7 separate regions of the Homo sapiens genome follow, and regions 1, 2, 3, 4, 6 and 7 are each linked to region 5. The links are chromatin loops, found by intact Hi-C in ENCODE. Cell type or tissue: endothelial cell of umbilical vein. All regions are shown on one strand.

Region 1 (4,000 bases), 130 kb before region 5:
TCCCTTGGGGGTAGAGTATTTTGCATCAACAGGTTTTAGAATTTTTGGTGCAAGGTGAGAGTCAAAATCTAACAGACTTCGTTTATTATATTATTGCTTTTACGTTCTCTTCAGACAACGTACCCCCTTATTGCCTCTCCCTGGGCTGGGCCTCTCTATCCCTTCCCTCTCCCCACTCCCTGTGCTCCCACCTAGATCTCTTCCAAATTTCCCAGTAGAGAGGGAATAGAGAGGCAGTGGTGGTATCTTTCACCCCACATCCCAGTGGTGATCACAGCACTTCAGGGAAAAAGAAAGCAGCCTTCACACATATGGGCCTCCCTAAAAAGCTTCCCAGGAAAAAGGAAATGTGTGTGGAAAGGCCATAACTGGGAATGAATCATCTGTTAGGAAGGCTGAAGGAGAGGGAGAAAGGGGAGTGGCCGGAGGTGAGGCTGGAGAAGTAGGCAGGGCCCATCGCCTGGGGTGGTGCATACCTTGGGAAGAATTTTCAATTATCTTTAGTTCAGCAAGAAATTACAGACATGATTAGGGCCCATGCAAACATTCTGGAAGGGTCAAGGCAGGATGTGGGGGACCGGTGAGGAATCTCCTGCAGCAGTCAAGCAATGGTGGCCTGGAGAGGGAGTGGACGTCAGGATGGATAAGTGGATGGATTCATGCACTCGTCCTTAGGAGGAGGAATGCACAGGACTTGGTGACAGCTTAAGTGTAACAGGTGGTGGAGAGGAGAGGGTGAAGTCCGGCTTCTGGCCCAAGCAGCTTGGGGGACAGTGGTGCCCCTTCCTAAGACAGGGTGCATCTGAAGAGGAGAGACTCACAGGCTGAGGAAGGGGCTGGGGTGTGGGTTGGTCATGCATGTGGGAAGGTGCTGAGCCGAGTTATGCGTGTGTTGAGTCATCTAAGTGGAGATGCTAAGAAGGGGGCTGCATTTACAATCAGTTCTTCCAAAGAGGGGTCCAGATGAGATGCATGGAAACTAACACCAGGGGACGTGACACCTTCACCTAGGGGAAGACTACATTGTAAGAAGAGAAATCCTCAGACAGAGTCTAGGGAGCTGCGATCCTCAATAGCCAAGCAGAGGGGTGGTGGAGGCAGCAGAGAAGGCTATGCAGGAGAAGCCTGAAAAGCAGAGAGAAAACCAGGAGAGGCTGGTGCCTCAGAAGCCCAGGGAAGAAAACAAGATGCAGAGTTTTAAACTTCACAAAATGCCACTCAGAGGGCAAGAAAGACAAAGTTAGGACAATGTCACTGGCATTTATTAAGACGCAGGTCAGAGGTGCTCTTTTCAGGAGCAGGTGTGGCTGGGCATGCAAGGGCTGAAGCGGAGGAGGGAGGTGACACCATGCACACAGCCCAGGAGGCTGCCTCACTCACACCCCACTTGCTTAGCCCCACTCACTTAGCCTATTTCCTTCACAGCCATTATCTTAATGTGTGCTGTCTTGCTTCTTTGTTTACTTGTGAATTGCCTTCTTCCCTTAAGGTCTGTTAGGGCGAGCTCCTTGTCTGCTCTATTCACAGCTGTACCCCAGCACCTAGGAGGATGCTTGACACAGAACAGGGATTCAATACCTGTTGGGTATTGAATGAATGAAACAGAAGCAGAGTAAAGTCTGGCTAAGAAGTGAGGAGGGGGAGAGCTGCAAAGCCCAGAAACTACCCACAAGAATGAGCCAGTGGTGAGGAGGAGGGGTGGGTTACTGTCCCTGGGAAGTGGGACCCCCAGTTTAAGTGGAGGCTTAGGGCAGAATCCTGGACACTAAAAGGAATGCTTAAAAGGGAATTTGAGGCATTTTCTGGTCTGAAAGACATCCGGCCCACATTGCTTTCACTTAGGTCATGTTCCCCCAAAGGAAATCCTGAGATAAGGATTCCTAGATGAGTGATTCATTGAAGAAATGTCCCCAGAGTGGTCGGTAGGAGAGTGGAGAAGCAGGACAGAAAGGGGAGAGGCCAAGCCAAGCATGACCTCAGGCCACATCCCAGCCTCAGCCTGACCCCAGGGAGGGTCCTGGAATGTAAACCGAACCTCCTGCAAGTTTGTACACCCCCACCCCCCACTGCCAGGGCAAGGTGGCTGACCTTTCATATTCCCACCCTAATTAATATTGGCTACAGACTGTCATGGCCAGGACAGAAACTCCCAGCCACTCCAACTCTCTTGGCAAGAGGGTAATCCTTTGAAGAAGGCGATGGGGCAAAGCTTTAGAAACAGAGGCTACAGAAGCTGCAGGATGGGCACACAGAAGTGGCCGAAGTGATCCAACGCCATCTGAGCAGAGCGCCGGCAATGTCTGCTACTAAATTGGGATAGAGTTTTTTATGGATTACCCTGGAAGAGCACACCAAACAAACCACTTCATTCTGAGGGCCTGGACGGTGCAGGGATAGCTACCATTTAGAATCGTTTCAGTTTCTATTCCGGTAAAGAATCCTTCAAAGAAAGACATCGAGGCTCTTACAGTGCAGAGAGGTGCTCTTCTTGGACAACTATAGGGTGTGAACGTAGCACAGCTACTAAAAGTGAATGTGACACAACAATTAAGAGAGTATGGTGAGTATTTAGAAATACTTAGAAGTCAAAGCATAAAAAACTGGATAACTTGGGTTACATTCCTGAGACATGTTTATTATTATCACAGTACTGTGATATTGTAGAATCTGGAGAAATAAAATCAATTGAAATAAAATAAAATACATCTACCAACTACCATTTACTGAACACCTGCTATGGATCCAACTCTGTGCTAGAAATGAAGCAGCATCTCCCTTGCTCAAAGCTGATTTTCAGGCTGGGAACTAGATGGGGCTCCTGAAGCAATTCAAGAACAAGGCAAAAACAGATCTATGGAGGTCACATAGGATGATGATTAAGAGTTGAGCCAGGCTCAGCAACTGCCTAGGATCACTCCCATTTCTGCTGCCAGACTCTCTGTGCCTCAGTTTCCCCATCTGAAAAATTGAGATACTAAGAGTCTTTACTTCACAAGATTCCTGTGAAGGTAACAGGAGGTGATGTGTGCAAGGTCCTTAGTATGGTGCTGATGAATGCAGTGAGCACTGAGGCCTTGTTATTCTGCAATTATTACTGGAGGTGAGGCTAGAAAAGACCACACTTGCCCGACTTGTCCTACCTTTCTCTCCTCAGGAGGGACCAAGACATTTATGCCTGGTTATGAGGTGACATTAGAAAAGAAATCAAAAAGCATCTGTCCTTGTTTCTTGAAGCCAGATGCAACCAAGCTAAGCCTGAACCAAGAGTTGATGGGCAGCTGGGTGGTGTGCTCCTCTGTTGAGCTGGCCAGGAGCTAAGGCTGATGGCTTTCTGTCCAGGGAGCCGTTTAGACTCAGAGTACACACATGCTTGCCTCTTAAAAGAGTATTGGGTCAGCAAGGATGCACTGGGAAAGCCATCAGCATCTTTGCATCCCTACTGACCATTTCCTGCCCAGCACACTGGAGCCAGTGCTGACCATTTTCCTTTTTTTTTCTTTTTTTTTTTTTTTGAGACAGTCTCTTTCTGTCACCCAGGCTAGAGTGCAGTGATACAATCTTGGCTCACTGCAGCCACCTCCTGGGTTCAAGTGACTCTCATGCCTCAGCCTCCTGAGTAGCTGGGATTACAGGCATGTGCCACCATGCCCAGCTAATTTTTACATTTTTAGTAGAGATGGGGTATTGCTACGTTGCCCAGGCTAATCTCGAACTCATGGCCTCAAGTGATCTGCCTACCTCGGCCTCCCAAAGTCTTGGGATTACAGGCCTGAGCCACCGTGCCTGGTCCTGACCATTTTCTGATTGGCAGCAGCAGGAGGGCCCCAGGGTCAAACAATGCAGTCACACAGGCCTGTGCTTTAACTGTGCCTCCCCACACAGCTTGGTGACCCCGGGCCAGTGACTTTGACCTCTGAAGCCTCAATTCCCTTGACTGTAAAAGAGGTCCTGACCTTGGCTGCACATTAAAATCACTGGGGGAGTGTTTAAAAGTCCAAAT
Region 2 (4,000 bases), 220 kb before region 5:
CAAATGTCCATCTTAGGTCCCTTGCCCCCCATCCACCATCTCCTAGTCCCTGGGACCTCCATCTAAGAGGAGAAGCACCAGCCTTGGCAATGGAAGCCCACACCAGTAGGGGCTGGCCCCACACTGATCCTGGTAGGTTCATGCTTATGCTTCTGCCTCATGCTGAACTAGTGCATGCCTCAGCCCTTTGGAACCCCTTGGAGCTCTCCAAGGTACTGACCCTCATTCCTGGCTGGGCCCCTAAAAACAGTGTCATGGTGAAATGTGGTTATTTTGAGTTTATATATGGTTACAGTCTTTTAAAAAGAATCAATTCAAAATAAATTTGGCTTCACTGTTGTACCTCATTTTAAGAAGTAGTTTTCTAACTTTTCACCTCCAATTTATAGTGTGGATCTCTTTAAGAAGCCAGGTGGCCTATGTGGCATGTGGCTTATGGATTTGCCTGTAATGGCCCTGAAGCCTTTGACATCACCAAGTCCTCACTCCTTTGGATCTTGCCTGTCCTATTTCTTGGCCTTGTGCCCTTCCCAATCCCTTCCTATCAACTGCAGACTCCTAGGATGCCCTTTTCCAGCCCTTACAGGGCACTATGATTGTTTATTGACCAGTTTATTTCCCCCATTGGCCTGAGTCCTCCAATGACCAGATTTTTTTTTTTTTTGTACCTAATGCAGGGTTTGTGTCACCTGGGTCCTCAGTTGGTGTTTATTGCCCAGTGGGCAGCTAGTGAATAGTCTCCTGGGTGTGACCCAGGAGATCTTCCATCTCTTAAGCCCTTGGCTTTTCCTACTCCCCAAGGCCCACTCTGGCAGCCAGCCAGGTGTGCTGTCCTCCCAATGGTAGGAACAGTGGTCTGTGCTAGTCTCCTGCTCATAAGAAACTTCAGGATCCATGTCTTCTGCTTGCTTGTTTGTTGTATTTCCTAGAGGAAAACAGTCTGGTGTTAACCTTGGGTTTTACTGGCTACCTCACCCCATAGAAACACAACAATAACAACGAATGCTTCTTTGAACACCATTTTTCACTATTCTAAGCATTTTATATGCATTAATTATCAGTTACATTTGCTGTTAGGCAAATGCTACCACATCCTCTTTTTACAGATAATGAGGCAGACAGAGAGGTTATGTGACTCACTTGGGGCCGCCCAGCTGGTTAGTGACGGGCCCAGAGCACCCTCCAGAGACACTGTCCTGAACCATCGTGCTGTGCTGCCACCCACTGAGCTTGGAGCACCACGGGGAGGGGGTGGGGAAAGGCGAAACGTCAGGAGAGGGTGAGAAATGGGAATTTGGAGGCATAAAGTCAGGAAAAGGTTGAGTCCTTTTTATAATAAATTCCTAAAAGAGGGAATACGAAAATCGCAGTTGCTGTAGTTGTACAGATGAGTCCTTATCTAACTCCATACAATTAATATAAAGAACCATATAATTAATTTACAACTGGAAAAAAAAATACTTTATTCTAAAGATGAGCAAGCAGAGGCCCAGAGAAGCCCCCGAGTGCCCAAGTTACAAAGAAGAGTGTCCAGAGGCACTGGCTTAAGAAGACAGAAGGCACTCAGTTGAACCATTTTTACAATGGTATAAAGAACCCCCAAGGTGATATTTTAATAAACAAAATGACCCAGGTCATTAATCTCTCTGCTGCTTTGAGACATACACAGGTGCTCCCAGGGCTGAGGCTGTGGAATCCCAGCCAGCTATCCTCTAGGGGGAGCTAGAGGCAGTCCTTCCCTTTAAACAGGGCCTTCATTAAGCAAACTTAACAAACACGAGGAGCACAAACAGAAACCTCTTTCTCAGCTTGCAACGGACAGATGTTTAATAAGATGCCATGGGCCGGGTGCAGTGGCTCATGCCTGTAATTCCAGCATTTGGGGAGGCTGAGGAGGGAGGATCGCTTAGGGCCAGGAGTTCAAGGCTGCAGTGAGCTATGACCATGTCGCTGCACTCCAGCCTGGAGAACAGAGCAAGACTGTCTTAAAAACAAAACAAAACAACAACAAAAACAAAAAAATAAATAAGATGTCATGGATATGGAATAAATAGAGGATAAAGCCCACTGAGGAAATGCCTGAATTCTAGACAATCTCAGCAGCTTTCTTGCATTCCTCTGGAATGACTGGGCCACATCTGTATTGTGTTCCCATCTGGACACTTCATTTTAAGAGTGATAGTGACGCATTTATCCTGGGAAGGGAAATTAGCAAATACCAAGGCTGGTAGGGGGTGGGGGGGGACCTGGGCTGCTCACCCCAGAGAAGACTGGCCAGCTGGGCTGCGAAGCCACCACTCCAACAGTTCCCTGTCTGTGAAAAACAGAGTGTCCCCTTCCCTGAGGGTGCACTCCTCCTTGGGGGTGGGGGGACAGATAAGTTAGAACTGCCAAGGTTCTCTGCTCCTTAAATGCAGCCTAGCAGGATGGGTGGAGGGGGTGGGGGGCGGTCCTTGCAGCACTCAGAGCCAAGCGCTTTCTGGACCTGGTAAAGTGCCTATGCACTCTGGGGCCTCTGAGACTCCTACAGCAAGAAGGACCTTAGCTGTCTCCAGGCCCTGATCCAACCACTTCATTTCATTTTATCTATTTTATTTTATTTTATTTTTGAGATGGAGTCTTGCTCTGAAGCCTAGGCTGGAGTGCAGTGGTGCGATCTTGGCTCACTGCAACCTCTGCCTCCCAAGTTCAAGCGATTCTTCTGCCTCAGCCTCCCAAACAACCCCTTCATTTTCGAGATGAGGGCTCTGAGGCTCTGGGTTCCATGGCCAGTAAGAAGCAGAAGTGGGACTGGAGTCCAGTCATGCAGCCCCCCATCACCCTATCTAGTCCTCTTGCCATTTGGCCCACAGCCTCCACCAGCAGGAGCAACACTAGGCGCCAATCTTGCCCTGTCTTTCTGGTGATCTGGAAACAGTCCTATCATGGCAGCTGGAAAACAGTGGCTCACACTGCTGCCAGGCAATGTTCACCAGCTGGTCCTCCTCCCAAACACACTGGCAAGACCTAGTGACACACAGGGTGCCTGAGAGACTGTGCACCCACATACCGCCTTGCAATTGTCCATCCCCAGCCATTAACAGGTGCGACTTCTCTCCGCAGGACCACAGTGGATAGAAATCTCTGTGGAAATCTCCTCTTGGCTGCTAGCCATAGAGGACAGATCTTCTACGCCAAAGGGAGAAGGCTGAGAACCATAAAGCCATCAAGTAGGAGGGACCATGCAGTGCTCTCTGATGCCCAATATGTAACCATAATACATGAGAGACCATTAAAGGAGAAGAGCTGGGGAACCCCACCCCTGCCCCATGCCATACAACTCTTCCTAAACACAGGGTCTTCACAGCCAGCCTCGACAAGAGACACATGTAGAAGGGAACCATGACTAGCCATTCCACAGACCAGACCAGCACAGCCTGTTGTGGTGGAGACAGTAGCTTCTTCCCCAACCATTCAGCACTGCGGCCTGGGCTTCCTCACCTACAGATGTCTAGGGCTCTGATGCCTTCCTGTAGTTACCCACAGCAGCCCACAGCACTGCCCTTTCTCAATCTCAGCCTCCTCCCCACCCCTACACGGTCCATCCTCCAGTGGTGGGGGCTTCATCTCCTGATGGTCTTGACCTTGGGCACTCTTATCTTGCTGTCCAAGGGAAATCCCCAGAAGACACTGAGTAATGAGAGCTGAGAGAATGGGACCTTGCTTTTAGGCCATGGGTGAAATTCAAGCCCCAGTACGTCATGTCTGTGAGGCTTGTGGAAAGCTGGCTTCTGAGTGAGTGTCCCTCAGCCAGCACTCAGCAGACATTTATCTGGCATGACCTCTGCGCTCACACTGCCAGGGCTGGAGTGCAGAGCCACAGGAGAGTGGGGTCACGTGGGGACAGTTCTTCCCCTCTCCCTACCCTGTGCTGTATGAACTATATCCATCACCTCTTTTAGCTCTCATGCCACCATGGTGGTTGGTATGTTCCCATTCCACATATGAGTAAATGTAGACC
Region 3 (4,000 bases), 120 kb before region 5:
ACACCTCATTCTCCCTCTTTCCTCTTCCCTCCCCCCGTAACACCCAAAATGCACACCAGAGTTAACAAAACCGAAGCACTCCAGGTAGCCAGTGGGCACCTGGCTGCTGTGGTTACAATGCCAAGGGCTACCAGAAACGTCAGCGTATACCAGAAAGAGGGCCAGGGTGCTGCTCACCCAGCGACCAGATCTGCAGACCCTCTTCCTGCAACCACTGCCCCCGAAGTTCAAGGAAGGGCCTAGCCACAGAAATATTCCTGACCTGCAACAGAAACCAAACCAGCTACGTTAAAGGAAACCAATGCCGAGCCTCCAAGTTCCTCTGCACCACTGCCACACTCAGGAGTCCTCAGCAGCCTGGACAATATCATTAGGGACCATTCGGCACCATCAGTGTTTCCATTTAAAAGATAGTAAAATGTGGGGCATAACTTGGAGGGGACACTCTCTCTGCTAGCAGGGAGGCAAGAATCCCCTATAGAATAGGAGTTTGGTTTGGGTTTGGTTGGGTCAGGTTGGGGGTTGGGAAATGATTTTGCTTTAGGAATATTTTCAGGGGGCTAGGATTAAGGGGGAAAAAGAAAGCTATCCCCTCTGTCTCAGCAGCCAGCATCATACGAATCTCACTCTCAACCAAGCAGGCTACTGCAGTCCGCCTAAACAATCCGGAGCAGCAGCCAAGGCAGCACAAGAAAACGCCGGTGCCACGGAACGCGATGCCTAAGCCCCCCAGCCGAGGCTCCTATGGAGCCGGCCGCCAGTGCGCGGGTGCAGAGCCCAGCAGAGCCTGCTGCAAGCAGCGCTGGAGCGCACGGCGCGCATAGGGTTACAGCCCCGCCGCCGCCGCCGCCGCCGCCGCCTGTGATTGACGCGCGGGGGTCACTTGAGGCTCGCGCCGCTCCCCAGCACCAGGCCGAGCAGCGCGCTCAGCCCACCGGGGGCACTGGCCGCCACGCGCAGCCCACCCGGCCGGCCCCTGCGTCTCGGCAGCCGGACACCTTGCCTAAGAAAGGCATACACAAAATGGAATCGCAGCTCGCTATTCTGCTTCGCGGTGCGGCCTCAGGCAAAAACACAATCACAAGGTAAAATACAGCGCAAGGAATCCATCCGCCGAATAAAAACCCAGAGTCCCCTACCTTCGGCCTTGGGATGGCAAACTGGTCCTGTGTTCTCTGACCCACGGATCCAGCCCCTTCTTCATGAATTATTCCGGCCAGGCAGGATTTTGTGCATTTTTTTCATGAACACCTGTTTCAAGTAAGGGGTAAAGACCTTATTGAAAGAATTGTCCTTAAAAAATAACCTGTGCATACGTATGTCCATCCAGGCATGCATGCGTGTTTGTATACACACATATGCACACGGAATAGCCATGTACATTGAAGCACCAAACTAGGCAGCTGGATAATGGGAGAGTCGGCTGGTTGTGAGCATGCTCGCGCCGGGAACAGATCCACCCTCTGTTATTCCTCTGAATAAATATAAATCACGATCAGAAACCCAAACAGAAGCATCCCTCTTGAATTCGTGCTGCTGAAAAACACGGAATAAATTCAGCCTGCAGACACAGAATCTAATCAGCAGCTGTTTTCTGAATCCAGAGCCAACCCATGCCTCGCTTGTCTTTTCCACTAGGAGTCCAGACCTTTTTTGAAAGGGGGTTTAACCTTTTAAAGACACAGTACACCAATTATCACTTCGGAATAGCTGTCACTCCCAGCGCAGGAAGCCAGTCCCATGCCTAAAGGCACAGTAGGCTTGCACACAGTGATAAGGATTTCATTTATTGGTGCTTTTTAAAAAACAACATATATGTATAATATATGTGCATATATATGCACATATATATGCACACATATTATATATATATACGTGGAGAGAAAAAATGCAAATGCAAGTCATAAATATTTATTGCACTGATGAGCTTCTCAGTACTAATTGGCACGTTATGTAAACACTATGATCCTTCACTTCTGAACACCCATGTTCACGGGTCAGACGAGACAGGGCACTCTTGTCAGCAAGCGTGTCACACCTCACCAGCCTCTGGCTGCAGATCAGGGGCCGGGGAGCCTCAACAGTGCCTGAAGGGAGTGGGGTCTCTGCACCTGAGAGCTCAACACGGGCACTCCTTGCCCTGCCCTGCCTTGCTCTGCAGTCTCAGGGTCCATGTCCACAAATCAAAGAATAGTTCTGGCACTATTTCTAAAGTCGAACATAATCCAGAGCCACATCGCATTCCAAGACATACTTTCTTTCAACCAGAATCAGGAATCAGAACTACCACCTGAACCTTAGTTAGAGTCTTTACGATTCAGACTTAGGCCCTTCTTCAAGATTTTGTTATTGAGTTCTGTTGTTTTGTTTTTCACTTTTCTTTTAAGGGTCAGCATGGAGGTATGGAGGTAGAAAAACAGGGTAGGGGGAGAGACAACCTCCAGCCTAAATTTTTTTGAAAAAAATTATTCTTCGAGTACTTCAGCCACCCAGATGGTGTTTACTGCAGTTTTGTTCTGGCTTTTAAAGAGGTAGCGCTGAGAAGAAACAAGAGTCCTAACCTTGCTCACGTGTGTTAAGAAGGCAAATGTCTTTGACAGTTTCTTTTTCACCCCAGCCCCAGAGCTCCAGCATGGCGCTGTCTGCTCCTCCGCTGGTTCCCGCCTAAGAGCAGCGGCAGTGGCTCACCTCGGGAGCTACAGGGGCGCTCCTACAGCCGCTCCAGCATCACAGCCCATTCCCTCCCTTGCCTAGTCCTGCCAGGCAAACCGTGAAAACAAGTGCACTGTCACCCTCCCACCTCATCACAGGCGCTCCTGTGTGGACCCCTCCCAGCGACACACACACACTCTCTTCCTTCCCCTCTTCCAGGGCCCTTTGGCAGAAAATTATCATATTTCATGTGTCATCGCCCAAGCAAGCTGGGTCCATCACTGATTGGCTGGGCCCTGGCAGCCGGAAATGTCACCAGCCACACAGCGTGGAGCTGGCTCTCCCGCGGCCACCACAGACCTGAGCCCAGGAGGCTCTGTGACAAGGCACAGACCTACCACAGAGAGCCTGTCACTCTCTCCCTGGTCCAGCCCCTGCCCCCTGCTTCTCCATCTACCCAGCCCCCCGGGGAATAGGGGCTGCGAGGGGATGGTGAAGGAGTCTCAGTGACATTCCTATTTTCCCAGCATGTTTGAGAAGAAACTAAAGATGTCTCCAATCAGGTTTATAAATTTGGAGAACTTGTTTTTGACAAAAACATTCTGTCTTCACACTAAAAAAAAATCAGTAAGACTGGGTGAAAACAAGATGGTTTTTTTTTTTTTGTTTTGTTTTTTACCCCAGGAGAGTTTACTAGATGCTGCTGTTTATTTCCCATCTAACATCTCAGGCACCAAGGTATAATCATGTCACAGGGCTGTCCGATAATTCAGAAGGTGATTCGAGTCCATCCTCTTACCTTTAAAGAGAACAGCTCCAGAAAATGAGGCTTTGTAACTTGGCTTTGCAATGTATCATGATGCCACACAACTTTTTAAGGGTTAAATGATCTTTGTAGTGACCAACATGAATCACTTCAGCTGTAATTTAATCTTAGTCCCTCCTGCTGTATCTTCAGCAGGCTTAGTGTGACTCACCATTTAAGTCTCACCTTATTCTGTTCTCCTGAGTAAACTAAACTCTATCTCTCTGTCCTTTTCAGTAAAAGTTTTTCTCAACCCTTTAATTATGCTGCTTTAAAGAAAAAGCCTCCCAGAGTTACATGAGTCTGGAAGGTCATTTGGTCCATCTATCCATATGATGTGTCAGAACTCTCCACTATTTCCATACGGGGGCTTTTGGTTTGGGGAATGGTAAATTCACTGGCAATGCTGGGAACCAGGGAAAGATGCCATCAATAAAGCAGACATTTTGAATAATATGGGAAGATACAAAGTAGATGGGACATGGGAGGAAAAACTAATTAGTACTGATAAACTCATGATTCTGCAAAGACCCTGATATGGTT
Region 4 (4,000 bases), 200 kb before region 5:
TCTACATATCAAGAGTACAGGTGATCTTTCCTTTGAAGAAGAGCCTCTGGTGGTTTCAGAACTTGCAAGACCATTGTCCCGATGATTGCTGGGGTTCCTTCTGGTTCTAAAGACCTGCAGTCCTAAGTTCTCAGCTCACTCTCACGTACTGAAAACAGACAGGACTCTGCAGCAGCAACTGGTCTCAGCTCAAGCATCACTTCCTCCAGGAAGCATTCTTTGACCCAGGAGATGAAGGTAGGGCCACCTGTGGGCACCCCCAAGGCACCTCCTTTCTAAGTTGCCCATAGGAGGATTCCAGGGATGGAACTAACAAATCGCAGGGCCCAGGGCGTGAGTACTCTGGAGTGGGGCATGGGATGCTCTGTGTGTGTGACTACACATGAGTGAGGTAACCACTCACAGCCCAGATTAATGGCCACGCCTGGGGTCCAGAGGACCCCAAGTGAAATGCAGCCTGGCTGGCTGTATGTCACAGAGGATTTTTCCTAATCAAGGAGGGAAACAGAGTAACGGTCTACCTTGCTTAGCCTTGTAAGCCCCCGGTGACCACCCTGGATGCAAATGACCTTGCCCAAACTATTAAACATTCAAACCCTCCTTCTCTTATTTTATTCTCAGGAGGGTTTAGAGCCTCACTGTCTGCCATGGTTGCCACTAGTCCTGTGTGACTATTTAAATGAGATACAATTTAAAACCCAGGTCCTTAGCCACACTGGGCATATTTCAAGTGGCATAGTGACAGAACTGTATCCCATCATCTCAGGAAGATCGACTGCACAGTGCTGCCTAAACTGTTTGGGAATCCTGAGCCTGGCTCTCGTCGCGCCTCCTTTTATGAATCAGTTTGCCACCGTCCCCGCCTCTTTGTCACTTGTTCCTGAAAAACCCGGACTGGGTTGAATAGTGTCCCCCCAACGTTCACATCCACCCAGAGCCTCAAAATGTGACCTTATTTGGAAATAGAGTCTTTGCAGATATCATTAGTTAAGATGAAGTCATATTGGAATAGAGTAGACCCCAAATCCAACATGACTGTGTCTTATAAGGAGAGGAGAGACACATGCATGGATTCACAGAGGGAGAAGGCCATGTGATGACAACAGAGGCCGAGACCTGATGACATCTCTACAAGCCAAGGTCACTAAGGATTGCCAGCAACCACCAGAAATTAGAAGAGGCACAGAAGGATCCTTCCCTAGAGACTTTGGAGGAAGCATGGCCCTGCTGACACCTTGATTTCAGACTTCTGGCCTCCAGAACCATGAAAGAATAAATTTCTGGTGTTTTAAGCCATCAGTTTGTGCTAATTTATTATGGCAGCCACGAGAAATTAATACAGGACCCCATCACGAGACCCTACATTCTCATCCAACTCTCTCCCTCAAAGACAGCCAGGACCTTCAAATCCCTTGGATATTAACCCCTGGCCAGTGACACCCACGGAGCCCATCAGATCCTGGCCGTGCCAGCCAGCCAGTCACTGGACGACATAACCAGAGGAAGCTTGGCACTGGAAGGAGGCCAGGCATGCTGGGCTGGTGAGGCTGCCTAGGAAGGAGCCAGGAGACTCAAGTAGAGCACTCAAATTCCATAACTTTCTCTCCTTTTAATTTTAAAACAATATCAGAAGGGTTCCCAGAAAGCAACAAGCCCCAGGCCATCCAGTCAGTGGTTAAACAGTGGAGCCTGATCACTTACTTTATTAACTTGCTAAATCAAAGGGCTGTTAAAGTCTCTGTCCGGTAATAAAATGCAGGAAGGAGCTGAATCACCCACCTATTAGTGGCAGTATTGGTGCAGTTAATGACTGTAGCCTGGAGGGCCGTGCAGACAACAACAAAGCCAGCCCTGCGTTTCCACCTACAAACCCCACCACTTCCTCTGCCCATCCCAGTGCCCCCAGCACACCTGCCCACACACACCTGTCTTCAAGAAGGCTGCATCAGAATCTGTGGTGGCTTGATTTTTAAACACACCCAGAATTTCTCCTGTCAAATACACTTCCATCCAACTCTTCCAGGATCCCACCTCCATGACCCCAAACAAAAACAAAGAAACCAAACATCCAGAAACGCGGTGTTTATTAAATCAATTCTTTAAACAGGCAGCCAACACCAAGTTTTGACAATGCATTACAAACAGTGCAAAGCCTCCGGAGCCGAATGCTCTGTGAATATCAGTGCAGCACTGATAAGCTGGACCCTGAACCAGTATCACCCTCTGACCACACAGAGCCAGGAACAGCCCTATTTATTTTCTTCATTCCACCTTCTCCTGCCACTTTAAAATGGGGGAGAGGGGAACGGCCTGTGTGCTGTTCTTCCAGAAGCTGGTGGAAAGACATGCCCAAAACCGCTGACTTCGTCCATGTAGCTTATCAGCAGGGCCATTTTGAACAAGTTATCTAAGCTCAGGGCCTCAATGTCCTCACGCGTAAGTGATGGCTCCAGAGGGAGTGTTCTTCTAAGACCTGGTGAGGTAAGTGTGCTTATGAGTTTGGTACATCATAAGTACTGCATTAATATTCGTTGTTGGCTGGGTGGGGTGGCTCACTCCTATAATCCCAGCACTTTGGGAAGCCGAGGCAGGTGGATCACTTGAGGTCAGGAGTTCAAGACCAGTCTGGCCAACATGGTGAAATCCCCCCATCTCTACTAAAAATACAAAACTTAGCCAGGCGTGGTGGTGTGCACCTGTAGTCCTAGCTACTCAGGAGGCTGAGGCAGGAGAATTGCTTGAACCCAAGAGGTGGAGGTTGCAGTGAGTCGAGATCACAGCACTGCACTCAGCCCGGGCAACAGAGAGAGACTCCATCTCAAAAAAAAAATTCACTGTTAATGATTATGATGAATAATGCACCTAGTATATAGTAAGCACTCAATAATAACAGCAATAAAGTGCTGTTATTATTTCTAAAGTAACATCTAACAAAACCAGGCTCCAAGTGCCATAAAAACTCATTATTAAATCTTTATAACAGATGCAACTCTAAAACTATCCAAATTAAACCCTTCAGAATATTCCCAGGACACCCAGAAAAGATTGAGCCTGAATCCCCCATTGGCACTAAAAACAGGACCCACAAAGGAGCCTCGAAGTCATGTGGAGCCAGGTTTGGCAACTCACTCCCCACTGTCCCATTACTGGCCCCTCATAAAGGCTTCCTGATTTATCACTGCAGTAGGACTGAACTCTTCCACCAGGAGGTTTGCTCCATTATGCTCCATTACTCTGGCCTCATTTGAAAGCAGCCTCTGGGGCTTTATCCATGCCAATCAGGAGGTCTTGGTGGAAAGAGCTCCACGTGCCCCTGAGATAACAGAATGCTAGCTTCCCACAGCTCAGACCCACTGAGAATCCTGAAGAAGGAGCCCAGCATGAGTTCATTCTCCTTCCCAAGAGAAAAGAGAGCAGAAAGAAAGAAAAGGAAGCAGCATTCTTTCTCATCCCTCGAGATGGTGAAGCTCCTTTTCATTTGCTTCTGAGATCTGCAAATCAGGTGGCAATTTTAGCTCTTTTTGCCCCCCGCTTCTTGCTAGAGTATCAGAAAGGCACTAAGGCCAGCAGCCTCTTTCTTCATCAGCAATTAGATCTATGGCTAGGATCTGTCTACCTGGCACTGACCTGGGGTAACCTCAGTTCCAATCTCTGCAGCTTTCCAGAAATGAGGCTTCAGTGTGGAGAAAGATTTTTGTTTCAAATAAAGGCTTTTCTTACGCTCAAAAGCAATGTACCCTGGAAATTGTTGCTGGGAGGACAGGAATGCAGGATGCAGGCCCTCAGCTGTGAAGTCCTCCCCTCCGTTCCCCGTTACCAAGCACCTCTACTTCCTCCCTAAGACCTGAGGAAACGCTAAAAGCAGGCACAAGCAGTACACAGCAAATCCCCACATTTCACGGCATATGCGCCTTCCCAGATGACTGCATGGATACACTCCATAACACATTGTTAAAGTGATAATTAGCGATAGACTTGTTATGAATATTCCAAATACAGT
Region 5 (4,000 bases):
TTACAAGAGATTTCAAGCTGTATTGCTTAACGAGCAGATAAAAGTGCTAATTAAGTCCACTCTTAGAGGTTATCCCTAGGCAGGACTGTACACTTATGTAGCAAGAGGTCTTCAGACTAAATGAGGAACCAGTAATGCCAACCCGGCTGGATACAGCCCTACTGGGAAGATAGGGAGAGAATGAGAAGAGCCAAGATTTTCTGCGCACGAAGGTAACCTGGTAAAGCAGACAAGTATCCAAACTTATTTAAACCTCAGTGTTTTTCTTAACTGAGGAACACTCAGTTAATCAGCAACACTTCTGATTCCTCCTTTCTTGAATGAAGAAAACCAAATAACCCACCATAAACTGAAGACCCTCAATAAACGGCACAATCAGCGGGAGGCAGAGAAAGCCGTGCCATTATTACCAAAGCCTCCTCGAGCAACCAGAAGACATGGAATCGCTCTCTCACCTTGGCCAAAAGCATCTCTCCATGCAACCAGAGCCTAGAGCTCTCAGAGGTTTTTAAAGAGTTGCCAGACTGAAGGCATTTCGTTCCAGGATCTATTTAGCTTTCCCACCTTGTTAATTAACTAATTAGGGATGGGAAAGCAACTCACCAATACAAAGTGTCAGGAAAATGCTAAGTAAATTTGTCCAACTGGTCTAAATGTCAATGCTAACTTAAGAAAGGGGGCAAGCGCGAGAGACTGAGCCGTCCCCAGACTGCTGCAATCCAGAGCTCGCTAACGTAGAGACGGAGAGACCCGGGCGCCCTGCAGCAGCAGCCTCCCGGCCCAGAGCCGGGATGCCGGCAGGACTTCTGGAAGGGAAACCTGGACCAGGGCCACCCCGGGCACAGGGAACGCGGCTGGCAAGGCGCATCCTCGCCGCTCAGTCTCCGTCTCCCCGCATCTCTCAGACGTCAACAAACCCCTGACCACAAAGTGAAACTTTCCCGGCCCCCGCTGTCGCGCCAGGTCTCTGCCCTCTGCCTGGGAGCGCGTTGCGGGGACAGGTGTGGGGCCCGGGCTGAGGAGGGGCCCCCGCCCCAGGACCGGAGGTTGTGTAATCGGCCCGGGAAGGGGGGCTCGGGACAGCTCCCTGCGCCGGAGCTGCGGAGGCCAGACGGGGGACCCCAGCTGAGGGGGCCGGCGCCCGGAGGCGTTGGGGGGATGGGGAGGGCTCTCGTCCCGCCCCCCGGGACCGCCCCCGGGCGCAGTCGGGAGCTGCGGCGCTGACACGGCCCGGAGAGGGCGCCCGCGCGTCAGACCGAGCCCGAGGAGGGGGGCGCGATGGCTCGGCAGCCGCGGCCAGCCTTACCTGCGCGCCGGGCCGGGGCGGCGGGAGGCGGCTTGGGATGCCGGGGTGGCGGGCGGCGGGCGGCAGCGCTGGCAGCCACCCGGGCCACGGCATGCGAGGAGCCGTGGCGCGGCGGCGGGCGCGGGACTGACAGCCCCAGGCCCCGCCTCCAGACCCCGGGCCCCGCCCCCTTCCTGGCCGCGCGGCTTGCCCCGCCTCCTCCGCCCACCGCCGGGGTCAAACTGGGTCCATCGGCCCGGAGGGCGGGGATGCTCGCTTTCGATTGGCCTCAAAGGTGCCCGCCCCGCCTACTCCCCGCCCCTTCCTTGGCAGGGAAGAGGCGCGTGCGCCGTGGCTGGGGAGGGTAGCGGTTACGCTGAGCGCCGGCGTTGCTGGTCCCCGACCCCTGGTACCCGGGCATCGTTTTTTCATCCCGGGCAGCTGGGACCCCGGGATGACCTAAGGAACAAGGATTCAGACGCAGACTCCACGGTGAATTGGCCTTATTCACGTGTGAACGAACGTCCAGGAGAAAACCAAACCCGAATGGGCCAGGCTCTAACCAGAGGAGACCCCAAAACTGTGATCTGCATCAGAAAACGAACCAGCCAGCCGGTTCCCGGCTCTGCCAGGTCTAGGGGTGCTTTATTCAAGCCCTGGGTTCGCTCCCTGGTCAGCAAGTATGAGGTATTTGCAGAGGGTCTAGAAGATGTGAAGGGAGATTAGCCCGCATTTAGGACTGTGCCAAACAGAGAGTGAGTGATGCTGAAGAAAGTGGCCTCCTCTGCTCCAGCCCTCCCTCCTCCTCCCCAACCCCTGGCTCTACCACCTCTCCCTCAGCACCGGCGCCCTACCCTCAGCCTGTAAACAGTATCAGGTCTCGCCCAACAAAAATCAATGGAGACCCAGCAATTCCACTCAAGAGAACTAGAAACATGTCTGTACTAAAACTTGTACACAAATGTTCATAGCGGTGTATTCAGAAGGCCAAAAAAGGAAACAACTGAATGTCCACTGATTGACAAATGGATGAGCAAATTATGGTCTATCCATACAATGGAATAGTATTCTGCCATAAAAAATAATAAGGCCGGGCATGGTGGCTCACGCCTGTAATCCCAGCACTTTGGGAGGCCGAGGCGGGCGGATCACGAAGTCAGGAGATCGAGACCATACTGGCTAACACAGTGAAACCCCGTCTCTACTAAAAAAAAATACAAAAAATTAGCCGGGCGTGTTGGCGAGTGCCTGTAGTCCCAGCTAAGTGGGAGGCTGAGGCAGGAGAATGGCGTGAACCCGGGAGTCAGAGCTTGCAGTGAGCCGAGATCGCACCACTACACTCCAGCCTGGGCAACAGAGCAAGACTCCGTCTCAAAAAAAAAAAAAAAAGAAAGAAAGAAATTCTGTTACATGCTACAACATGGATGAACCTTGAAAACACTATAGTGCTCAATGAAAGAAACCAGTCACAAAAACCCACATAGTGTATGATTCTATTTATATGAAATGTCCAAAACAGGCAAATCCATAGAGACAGTAGACTAATGGTTGCCAGGGACTGGGAGGAGGGGGGACTGAGGAGTGACTGCTTAATGAGTACAAAGCCTCTTTGGGGGGTGATTAAAATGTTAAGGAATTAGACGGTGGTGATGACTGTACAACTTTGTGAATATAATAAAAAACCACATAACTGTATAAAAGGGTGAATTTTATGGTATGTGAATGATATTTTAATTTAAACCAAAAATCCAAATGACCAAAAAATTTAAAAAATTAAAAAAAAAAAACCTCTCTTGACTCTGTATGCCCTCCAAGTTACCATGCAGTTAACCAGCCCTTCTCATCCAAGATTCTTGCAAGGGTAGCCCACACGTTTTTACTCCCACTTATACATTAGCTCCCTAGAATGTGGCTTCTACCTGCACCAGAGCTCAAATCTGCTCTCTCCTTGAAATTTTATCCTGTGGCTTTCTATGACCCTGCACATTCCTGGTTCTCCTCCTCCTTCCGTTCTTTGTCATTTGATCTTATTTTCTTGGCAAATCTATTTTAATCTCTTCAAAGATCAAAACTTATTTTGATCTCTTCTGTGGCTTCTTCCAGAATCCTTCCTAGGTTATGTCGTCCATGCCTATGAGTTCAGTTCAGTTACTATGCTTCAAATTCTAGCCTCCACCTGATGTCCCACAGAGTTCTTAAACTTGGCATGTCATAAGCTATTTGTCATCTCCCCTTCCCCATCCTCTATCTTCTCTCCAGTAATAATATCTACTACCACATTCTAGGACCTGGGAATCATCCTTGATTCTGTCGTCTTCCTTCTCCTAAAGTCAATCACCGATTTTTATCTCATAAATATTCATAAATCCCACAATACTACCACAGCCCTAGTCCATATCTCCACTGTCTTTTGACTTTTAATTCCCTTCGTCTTTAGTGCCCTTCAGATCTAGTTTCCACACAGCTGTTGAAGTGGACACCCATTACTTCAGCAAGCGTTAGCTCTTTCTTAGGGTCACATCACACTGATTTTCCTTCAGGAACTCACTCCAAGAGATATGGGCTTGGGGAGACTGCCAGTGAAGATGATGACTTTACCTGGCCCAGGCCTGGTGTGCCCCCAAGCTGGAGCACTATGACATCTTTCATTTGGAATTTGAATCCTAGGTGGAATAACGCTGGAGGCAGTTGGCCCTGATACTTCCTGACCAAGGG
Region 6 (4,000 bases), 310 kb before region 5:
GGGAAATGGCATCTAAACTGAGACTTGAATATTGAGTGTGCATGCATGTGCATATGTGTATGTGTGAGAGAAACAGGAAGAAAGAGAAAGACAGAGAGAGAGATGCATGTGTGTGTGTGAGCTAGGAAGCAAGAGGTTAAGGCCAGAGCTTTGAGGGAAAGAGGTAAGACCAGGTAGGAGATCCTGAGGGTCCTTGCAAGTTGCTCTAAAGGAATTTAGCATTTAACCCCAGAGGCCATGGGGAGCTATTAAAGGATTTTATTTGGGGAATGACGTGACCAGGTTTGTGTTCTAGAAAGATCCCCCTGGTGCACTATGGGGAACAAATTAGAGGGGGCATGGTGGTGGCAGATAAAAGCAGCTACAGAAATCCAGGTAAGACAAGGCTGTTAGCAGTAGGAGTGACAGGAAGGGACACATCTGCCAGATCTTGAGTCACTTGATTTTCCTTGGGGGTTGGGGGATCAGGAATGAGCCCTGAGTTTGGGTCATCTCATCCCTTCCATGGGGCCCCTCTCTTTCCTGCCACCATCCCCATCCTTATCCCATTGTTGTAACGGAAAGTCATGGAATTCTTGGGGGAACTCCATGAAATACTAAAGTTCTGGTTCCATCACAAGAACTGGGAACAATTTTCACTAGCAGAAAATGCACCCATACCATAAAATCATACACACACACACACACAGCCACCACACACACACACACACACACACACACACAGCCACCATAAAAAAATATGCTGCAAAACTCCGCAGAATTGGCTGGTTTTGATATTCCTCATTAATATTTGTTTGCTACTTGTACATTTCATTTTATTGCCTATGAGCACTCATTAGCAGTCAAGCAGTAGCAAGTGCCCAGAGCTTATGAAAAGCCAATGGGAGAAAACTAGAAGAATGAGATAATGATAAGTAATAACTTTGTCCTTTACTGCAAATTGGGAAGAGCTAGGTATTGGTTTAGTGTAGGAGTGAAACATCTCAGCACAGCCCTCAGAGCCCAGGGTCAGGGTTAGGATTAGGGTTAGCACTTTCATAGGTTTCTTCTGGTCAAGGCTGGAAAGCAATCTGATTAACTAGATCATGGTAAGGAATGAATGACCACCAGAGTAGCTTAATCCTGCCTGGAGGTACTAGCAGCTCGGCTTTAGAGATGGAGAGGAAGTAAGCTTTCCCAACTTCCTTCAAATGCTATAATCTGCCTGTAAACTCAGAGGATAATACAGATGTTAGTTTCTCTTGCGATAATAATATCATGAGGGGGGAGGGGCAGCTCGAGGATGAATCTTTTTCTCCAGGTTTGCAGCGGTAGCTTGAAGTAGTGTCTTGGGGTGGACTCTGACATCCCCTTCCACCACTATCCACTGTCACCTTCCGAAGCCACTCCAAATGAGCAAACATAAACTCTAGGTTAAAAGTGTGCTTATTCTACAAATGCAGCTTCAAGATAAGTCTTCTGTATGTTCCCACCCCTCACCAGAATACTGTCCCTGGGATCCTCCTCTGAGAACAGTTGGCAAAGCTGGTTGGTCCCCTTAGGGAGAAAAGGGCTGGCCTTCATATGGAATGCCTAGGGCTGAATAAACAATCAGATGGGGTTTCCTTCCTGACCTACTACTGCTGCCAAGTAAAGTGAACAGAAACGTCCACCACAGAAGGCCATTCTCCAGATGAGAAAACCAAGGATCAGAGAACAAAGACTTGGCTTGGATTACATATGCAGGAGGTTCCTGCACATCTGGCCACACCTACCCTTTCTGGCTCTTTGGGACATATGATGGAGACTGGAGGCTTCCAACTCTGAGCTGATGCACGGGTAATGGACAGGGGCAGCTCCACGTCAGTGAGACGTGATGCATTAAGATGCTGATACCATGGAAAAAACTGGGAGGTGTGAGCCCCTCCCCAGCCATCACACACAGGCCAAACATCTGGTCTGCACTAAGGGCACCTGCCAAATCTCGCCTGAGGCCATGAACTCCAGCCCAGGTGAGACGGTTCTGTTCCTTTGCAAGGGTGGCCCCTAGGCCTGGACAAGGCTGAGGTGAGAGTCCGGCTGGGGCTCAGCAGAAGCCTGTGAATGACTCCGGTTGTGCTCTCACACCAAGACAAAGAATAGCACTGGCATCTCCCACCTGAAGTTTCACAATGGTCTACTTAGCCTTTCTCACCCACAATCCCACACCAACTCAGGGAAGAAAGACCAGCTGTTTGTTTTCCTACTTGGCAGAGGAGGAAACTGAGGTTCAGAGTGGTCAAGTGACCTGCCCAGAGTCATACAGCAAGTGAATGAGAAAGGCAGAATTGAAACCCAAGACTCAACACTTTTTACCATCTTTGAATGAAACAGCTGACCCTAAGCAGGATGGGCACATAAGAGGCACCTCTCATGCTGTGAATGGCATCCCTGAATCAAGAACGCTTCGGGACATGCAGACATGCAGCTGGGCCCCTAACTGGTTGCCACTTATCAGCCGATGTCTCCTCACTCCTGCCACAAGCCTCTCCCAGTCACAGGGACAAGGGAATGATGGTTCCTTACAAGGAATAGCTGTCAAGAGGCAAGAGAACAGACATCTCTTTTTCCTGAATTATGTTAGAGCCCAGGAGGGATGTTCAATCTTCAAGGGCATGTGCGGACCTACCTAATGCAACAGCAATGGAATAACTAAGAATTCCCAGGACTTCCCACCTCCCAAAGCCCAAACTATTGTCTGTGCTGATGGTAACTGCTCGCTCCAAGATGAATGGGCAGAAGCTGGGATGAAAGGCCCAGACACATAGGACTGATAAAGCAAACAGGTTCAGTGTCCAGCATCCGTATGGAAACTCCATAAGAGGCAAGGGCCAACAGTCCTCTGTCCCTTCCTCCAGTGACCCCCAAAAGACAGGCAGGCACTATCAGATCTCCAGGATAGGCTCAACAATACTGGAAAACAGGTGTATTGTCCCCATTTTGCAGATGAGGACATAGTGGCTCAGAGAGATGAGTTGACCAGTCCCAGGGTCATTTTAAGACCCAAGCTGCATTACTTTTGGAAGCCTCCCCGACATTCTATAAAATTTATCCCTTGCTGAATGTAATATTTTGCTGGAAAACAACTATACATTTAAAAGATAATTTTGTTTTTGAAGTGATTTTCAGTGAGTAACCTGTAGTATGAATGATATGCTCTGATTTCTCAGCAGTCATTGTCTGCAATCAGGAACCTTGGCAAGGTGAGGCATGCTAACCCCCAAAAGGAGGGCTGTTTCTATAAAAACTAAATCATACAATTCATTATGCTTGAGTATATTAACTAAATATTAATTTTGATGAGCAGTTTTCATATTTTGAAACCAAACCTTTTTCTTTTCATGTCTCAAGCATTTTCATGAGCCCTCGAGAAGCCACATGGGCCCATGGTGTCTCCCGGGTAAATCAAACCCGGGATGGACCTGAGATTTGAACACAGGTCTACTTCCAAAACCAGGGCTCCTTCCTCAATGTCTGGCTGCCTCCAAGAGTCAAGGCACCATCTCTAAGTTGTAACAGGGAAACTACCAAATAGAACCAGCAGGCAAGCAGGCATGAAGGGGGCTGGAAGTGAGGCCCTTTGAGAAGCTGTTACAGATTTTGTAGATGTTTGATCATAAACAGCCATGGCAGTGGGTGACGTTTACACACCCGCTCATGTTAAGTCCCACAGTTACCTCCTTTTGAGCGTGGAGGGGTTAGGAAACTCCCAGTGTCACATAGATAGCAAGTGGCCTCACCACGATTTGAACTGGGGGAGTTGTGCTCTGGAGTCCAAAATCTTAACTGCTCTGGGATACTGGGACACTGGAGCAGAAGGATTTGGGGCAAGTCTGGAGAGGCCCAAGTGCAATACTGAGACATCTAGAACAATAGGAGAGAGGAGATCAGTTCTTTTGGGGAAGGTCAAAGATAGAGGACAGGTGTGGAGGCTGGCAGGTCTCAGCTGACTAGAGAGAAGAACTTTCTTAAAAAAGGCAGA
Region 7 (4,000 bases), 81 kb before region 5:
ATTCACTTTTCAAGACTAGGTTCAAATTTCACTTCTGCTGGATCCCACTTGTGTGACACTTGTCACTGTGTGCTGTGATTATGAGGGAGGCAGCGGCAGAGCTGTTAATAATACTGACTCTGGAGTCAGACTGCCTGGGTTCAAGTCAGATCTGTGGCCTGCTAGCTGTGTGACCTTGGGCCAATTACTTAATCTGTCTTTGCCTCAGCCTCATGTATAAGAGGATAAAATGCTAAAACTCTTCTCAGAGTGTTTCTATGAGGATTAAATGAGATGATCTGGTTAAAGGGTAACTTAGCACAATGCCAGGTACATAATGAGTCCTCAGAACATGTTACTTCTTGTAATTGTCAGATGTCTGCCTCTTCCCTCCTAGACTGTGCACATCCCATAAGAAAGATTTCTTACTTGAATTTGTAGCCCCACCCCATGCTCAGTTTGGAGTAAGTGCTTTATAAATGTCTGAGAAATGAATGAATGAGTACATGAATGAATGAGTGAATGATCTGCCAAATCTTCCCGACATACTCTCTTGCTCTACATACTTTTATTGTTAAAAGAAACCAAGGAGGAAAATTGGGATAATGAGAGGAAGAAGGAAGGAGATGCAAGAGAGGGAGAAGGAGAAGAAGAGGACAAAGAAGAGGAATACCAATGAATTGCCACTAATAATAATGGTATTTGACTTTTGTTTGCACAAAAAAACAGGCATCAATCACAGTACCCAAGGCTGCAGCAGCCCTTTTTTCTGCTAACTCTTCAGAACCCAGAACATATTGGCCCTTACACTTAGTGCAAAGCTCAGTATTCCATTCTGGCCTTTGGGGAAACTGAGTTGTGTAACTGGTTCTCTACCCAGAGAGAAGACCCTCAGATGGCAGACCACCCGAGGTGACACATCTAAAAGGACTGCGCAGGGCCCACCCGCAAGGTTCCAGGACATGGAATAGAAGAGTGTGCACCAGGCATCCTATGCAGGGCATCAGCTCATCCTCAAATTCCCCAGGACAGATGCAGCGCTGGATGTGTGGAATATTTAAAGGTTCCCTTGCAGCTGAAGTACCTTGGCAAAACCTGTTTTTACTGACTCCAGATATACTGGCTTCTACTTCTGTTCCAGAGTCAGTGATAAACCCCCAAGAACTCATTAGTACTTTCTAGCATGCATAAAAGGACAGTAAGCCTTTGTTTTGCTGATTAGGGAGGCCACATACATTTTTAAAAACGGATTATTAAGAAATAAATGCCAACCTTTGCAGAAAAAAACACATTTCTCTCTGTCTCTCATTGAAAACCAAGGAGGCCTTCAGAGACTTCACCTTGGCACAGGCCAGGTGGTTTCACCCCACCCTGCGGGGTCTGGCTCCAACCTGGCAGCTGTTTGCAAGGACAGGCCAGTCGTCATCAAGGCCCTATGTCTCTGAGCAGGGGGTCATGGCCATTGTGAGTCAAAACCCACACAGAGAACACTGGCCTTTCTGATGCTGGCTGCACCACTGCCTTGCAGCTTTCTGCAGAGCCATTAAACCATGAACTTGGAAGTCAGTCAGGCCAGGGTCTGAACTCCAGCTCCTCTGCCTACAGGCTGTGGCCCAGGGCAGGTTGCTTCATCGCTCTTAGTCCGAGTCTCCTCATTTGTGAAATAGGGGTAATAATAGTATCTATCTATCTCTCAGCGTTGTGGTCAGGATTAAAGATAATGCACAGAAATGGTTCCACAAGCTTGGGACGTGAGTCACACTCGGTAAATGATATCCATTGTTATTATTCTTTAGGAACCATTTTCTCAGCTTCCAGGTTTTTTTTTTTTTTCTCTAGTGTTTCCACTGAGAAGATCAAAATTGAGGCTGGGGAGGCTGAATTGAAAATTATAACATCTAATTGTTAGGAGCATTTTCAATGTTCCATGCACTCTGTTGGTAGTATTTACATGTTTTATCTCAGTTAATCTTCACAACAACATATCAGCCAGGTACTACAATGAAACCCATTTTACAACAGGGAGATCCAAGGGTGAAAGAAATAAAGTAACTTATCTTGGGAAAGAGGTAAGGAAGGAAAGAAATTGCTTGGTAGACTGGGTAGGGGTGGGGTGGGAGCCGTTTTAGAAAAATTGTGATGGAAAAAAGAAAGGGAATATTAAGAAGTGTCTCTGTGGGTTATGAATTGGTTCCCTCCTATGTTCTTTCAGAGGCACAAGTGAAGACTGGAATTCTTTTTAATTAGTAGCTCCATCATTGTTATGAGACCACCTAAGTTTAGAGGGCATAGTTAAATAGGAGGAAAGTACTTTCACCAGAATTGCAAACTGTGTCCTACAACAGCACACAAAAAAAAACCCCTCATATTAAAACCAACCACAACAATGACCTCACCGTATTAAGTCCTGTGATGCATCCTGCCATGCAGGGCACATCCTGAAAGGGGAGAAGAGGCAACTAAGGCCTCCAGCTACTCAGCTACACTTAACCACAGTAATCCACCCCTAAGTTTCTCCTGGGGCACAGTTCCTTTTTGTTCTCTCATTTTTGTCCTTTCTTTAATAATGAACGTGTGACTCAGAGGTTTAATGAGTTACCCGGAGAAGTTAACCAGAAGGGAAGCCCATTGAGCAGAGGCATAATTAAAATTGTGAATGGACAGAGGAATACAATCATTGTGGGAGACAGGGAGCACAGGAATGACTCACGGGTTAGGTTGCTTAGAAAAGGGCCTCCGGGACTTAAGTTATTTCTGGGGAAGATCTGGAAATTGAAGGAAAAATCTGGAACTCTTCTACAGTCAAAAGATAGAGAGGCGAGCTGGGACCTCTCCTTTCACTCCTGAATGATTTAGGCTTGTAGCCGGGACTCACTTCCAGCGGAAGGTGAAGAACAGTGAAGGCTGAATTCCCCAGGGAGTCATTACCTCCTCTGGTGCTAACACCACAAGTGTCTAATGTCAACTACTTCTTGGTTTGGACGTTTCTTATAGCAAATTATAACAGTCAGGAGAAGGGAAAAAGCAACGACAGCATCATACTGGATTTTCACTCTTTAGCCCAAACTCAGAAATATTTTGCATCTGTTGAGGCCTGACAGGCAGAGAAACTAAGGAACATAAGCACACACTGGAGATGGGGCTGTTGTAGTTAACAGAAAGTCTGCATGCAAACTTGAGGCCCATTATCTGTTTCGTGTATGAAACGGTCCAGGGTGCTGTGAGTTCTTAGGAGAAATGGAGGCTGATCCTAAGCAAGAAAAACAATACTCCCTAGGTCAGGATCTCTGTAGAGCACCAGCCACAGAAAGCACTTTCCACCTAGGAATCTATTCCAAGAATTTCTGTAACTAAAGCCAGTTCAGATCAGCCATGCTAATGGAGCAGCAGTACAACTTCATCCCAAATATCACATGGTCTAAGTATTAGGATTTATTGTCTTATTTCCATGCTTGTGTTGATGCTTGAAGAGGGCCAAGATTACCCTCTCTTTCCTCCTGGAATACAGAGGCAATCACTTCAGCAATGTGGAGAAGCAGCGATGAAAATAAAAAGAGACAGGAGCCCAAGTTAGGTATGAAGTTTGAAATCCATTTTTAATTTTGTTTGAATATAAGCTTATATGGTTTTTGAACAGCGCTGGGAGCAAATTATTGAAGCTACAATATGAACCATGGAGGAGAAGGAGTTGGAAGGTGCTCTCACTTTCAGATCTTGCTCATTTAAATAAATCCTCCAAACTCCTTTGTCTATGCTCAGAGTGGACAAGAAGTGAATTGCTTGGGTGGTCTAAAAGACCTTAGGATGGGTGAGAAGGAGCCTAAAATTTTCTTTTAGTCAAAACTATATGTTTATTTTGTAAATATATGTATGCATATATTTGGAAGTGAAATTAATATATGAAATGAATTATATTAGCATGAAAGGGCTCAGTGATTTATTTTTCATCCTTACTCAATAGCACCAAGGCAGTAATTTATATTTTTACTATACTTTCTTAAAGTCTACCTCCCACTAATCT

What was found. A loop is a pair of places that touch in the nucleus more often than their neighbours do. Peaks named below come from ENCODE experiments on the same cell type or tissue, not always from the same donor. Only the 100,000 strongest peaks of a DNase experiment are listed, where the experiment ranks them.
Region 1: a loop joins it to region 5, with 10 times the contacts of the local background. A loop is called at or near these places in 31 of 110 quality-filtered maps.
Region 2: a loop joins it to region 5, with 9 times the contacts of the local background. A loop is called at or near these places in 39 of 110 quality-filtered maps.
Region 3: it touches region 5 in a loop (7-fold over the local background); 35 of 110 quality-filtered maps call a loop at or near these places.
Region 4: it touches region 5 in a loop (4-fold over the local background); 6 of 110 quality-filtered maps call a loop at or near these places.
Region 6: a loop joins it to region 5, with 2.4 times the contacts of the local background. A loop is called at or near these places in 4 of 110 quality-filtered maps.
Region 7: it touches region 5 in a loop (9-fold over the local background); 6 of 110 quality-filtered maps call a loop at or near these places.

What each region holds. Positions count from the first base shown.
Region 1 is chr1:41,900,408-41,904,407 of GRCh38, forward strand. The region is part of intron 1 of HIVEP3 (HIVEP zinc finger 3); the gene reads right to left. Among named protein-coding and RNA genes, the nearest start is that of HIVEP3, 17 kb to the right of the region's middle. In endothelial cell of umbilical vein, no CTCF peak of the experiment used is centred here; DNase peaks (open chromatin) are centred at 364 and 1,884; H3K4me3 peaks cover 450 bases; H3K27ac peaks cover 2,930 bases.
Region 2 is chr1:41,810,448-41,814,447 of GRCh38, forward strand. The region is part of intron 1 of HIVEP3 (HIVEP zinc finger 3); the gene reads right to left. Among named protein-coding and RNA genes, the nearest start is that of HIVEP3, 110 kb to the right of the region's middle. In endothelial cell of umbilical vein, a CTCF peak has its summit at 1,689 (motif pointing right); DNase peaks (open chromatin) are centred at 1,754 and 2,144; H3K27ac peaks cover 1,478 bases.
Region 3 is chr1:41,917,274-41,921,273 of GRCh38, forward strand. HIVEP3 (HIVEP zinc finger 3) reads right to left here and starts at 1,649. Exons shown (of 9, transcript NM_024503.5): 1 at 1,140-1,649. RefSeq lists silencers at 585-879, 931-980. In endothelial cell of umbilical vein, a CTCF peak has its summit at 1,590; a DNase peak (open chromatin) is centred at 908; H3K4me3 peaks cover 1,139 bases.
Region 4 is chr1:41,839,272-41,843,271 of GRCh38, forward strand. The region is part of intron 1 of HIVEP3 (HIVEP zinc finger 3); the gene reads right to left. Among named protein-coding and RNA genes, the nearest start is that of HIVEP3, 78 kb to the right of the region's middle. In endothelial cell of umbilical vein, no CTCF peak of the experiment used is centred here; a DNase peak (open chromatin) is centred at 1,750; H3K27ac peaks cover 272 bases.
Region 5 is chr1:42,034,501-42,038,500 of GRCh38, forward strand. It overlaps a transcript of HIVEP3 not described here. Among named protein-coding and RNA genes, the nearest start is that of GUCA2B, 120 kb to the right of the region's middle. RefSeq lists a silencer at 922-1,691. In endothelial cell of umbilical vein, no CTCF peak of the experiment used is centred here; DNase peaks (open chromatin) are centred at 1,081 and 1,561; H3K4me3 peaks cover 1,463 bases; H3K27ac peaks cover 327 bases.
Region 6 is chr1:41,722,809-41,726,808 of GRCh38, forward strand. The region is part of intron 1 of HIVEP3 (HIVEP zinc finger 3); the gene reads right to left. Among named protein-coding and RNA genes, the nearest start is that of HIVEP3, 190 kb to the right of the region's middle. In endothelial cell of umbilical vein, no CTCF peak of the experiment used is centred here; a DNase peak (open chromatin) is centred at 1,553; H3K27ac peaks cover 312 bases.
Region 7 is chr1:41,953,167-41,957,166 of GRCh38, forward strand. It overlaps a transcript of HIVEP3 not described here. Among named protein-coding and RNA genes, the nearest start is that of HIVEP3, 36 kb to the left of the region's middle. In endothelial cell of umbilical vein, no CTCF peak of the experiment used is centred here; DNase peaks (open chromatin) are centred at 1,685 and 2,445; H3K27ac peaks cover 2,266 bases.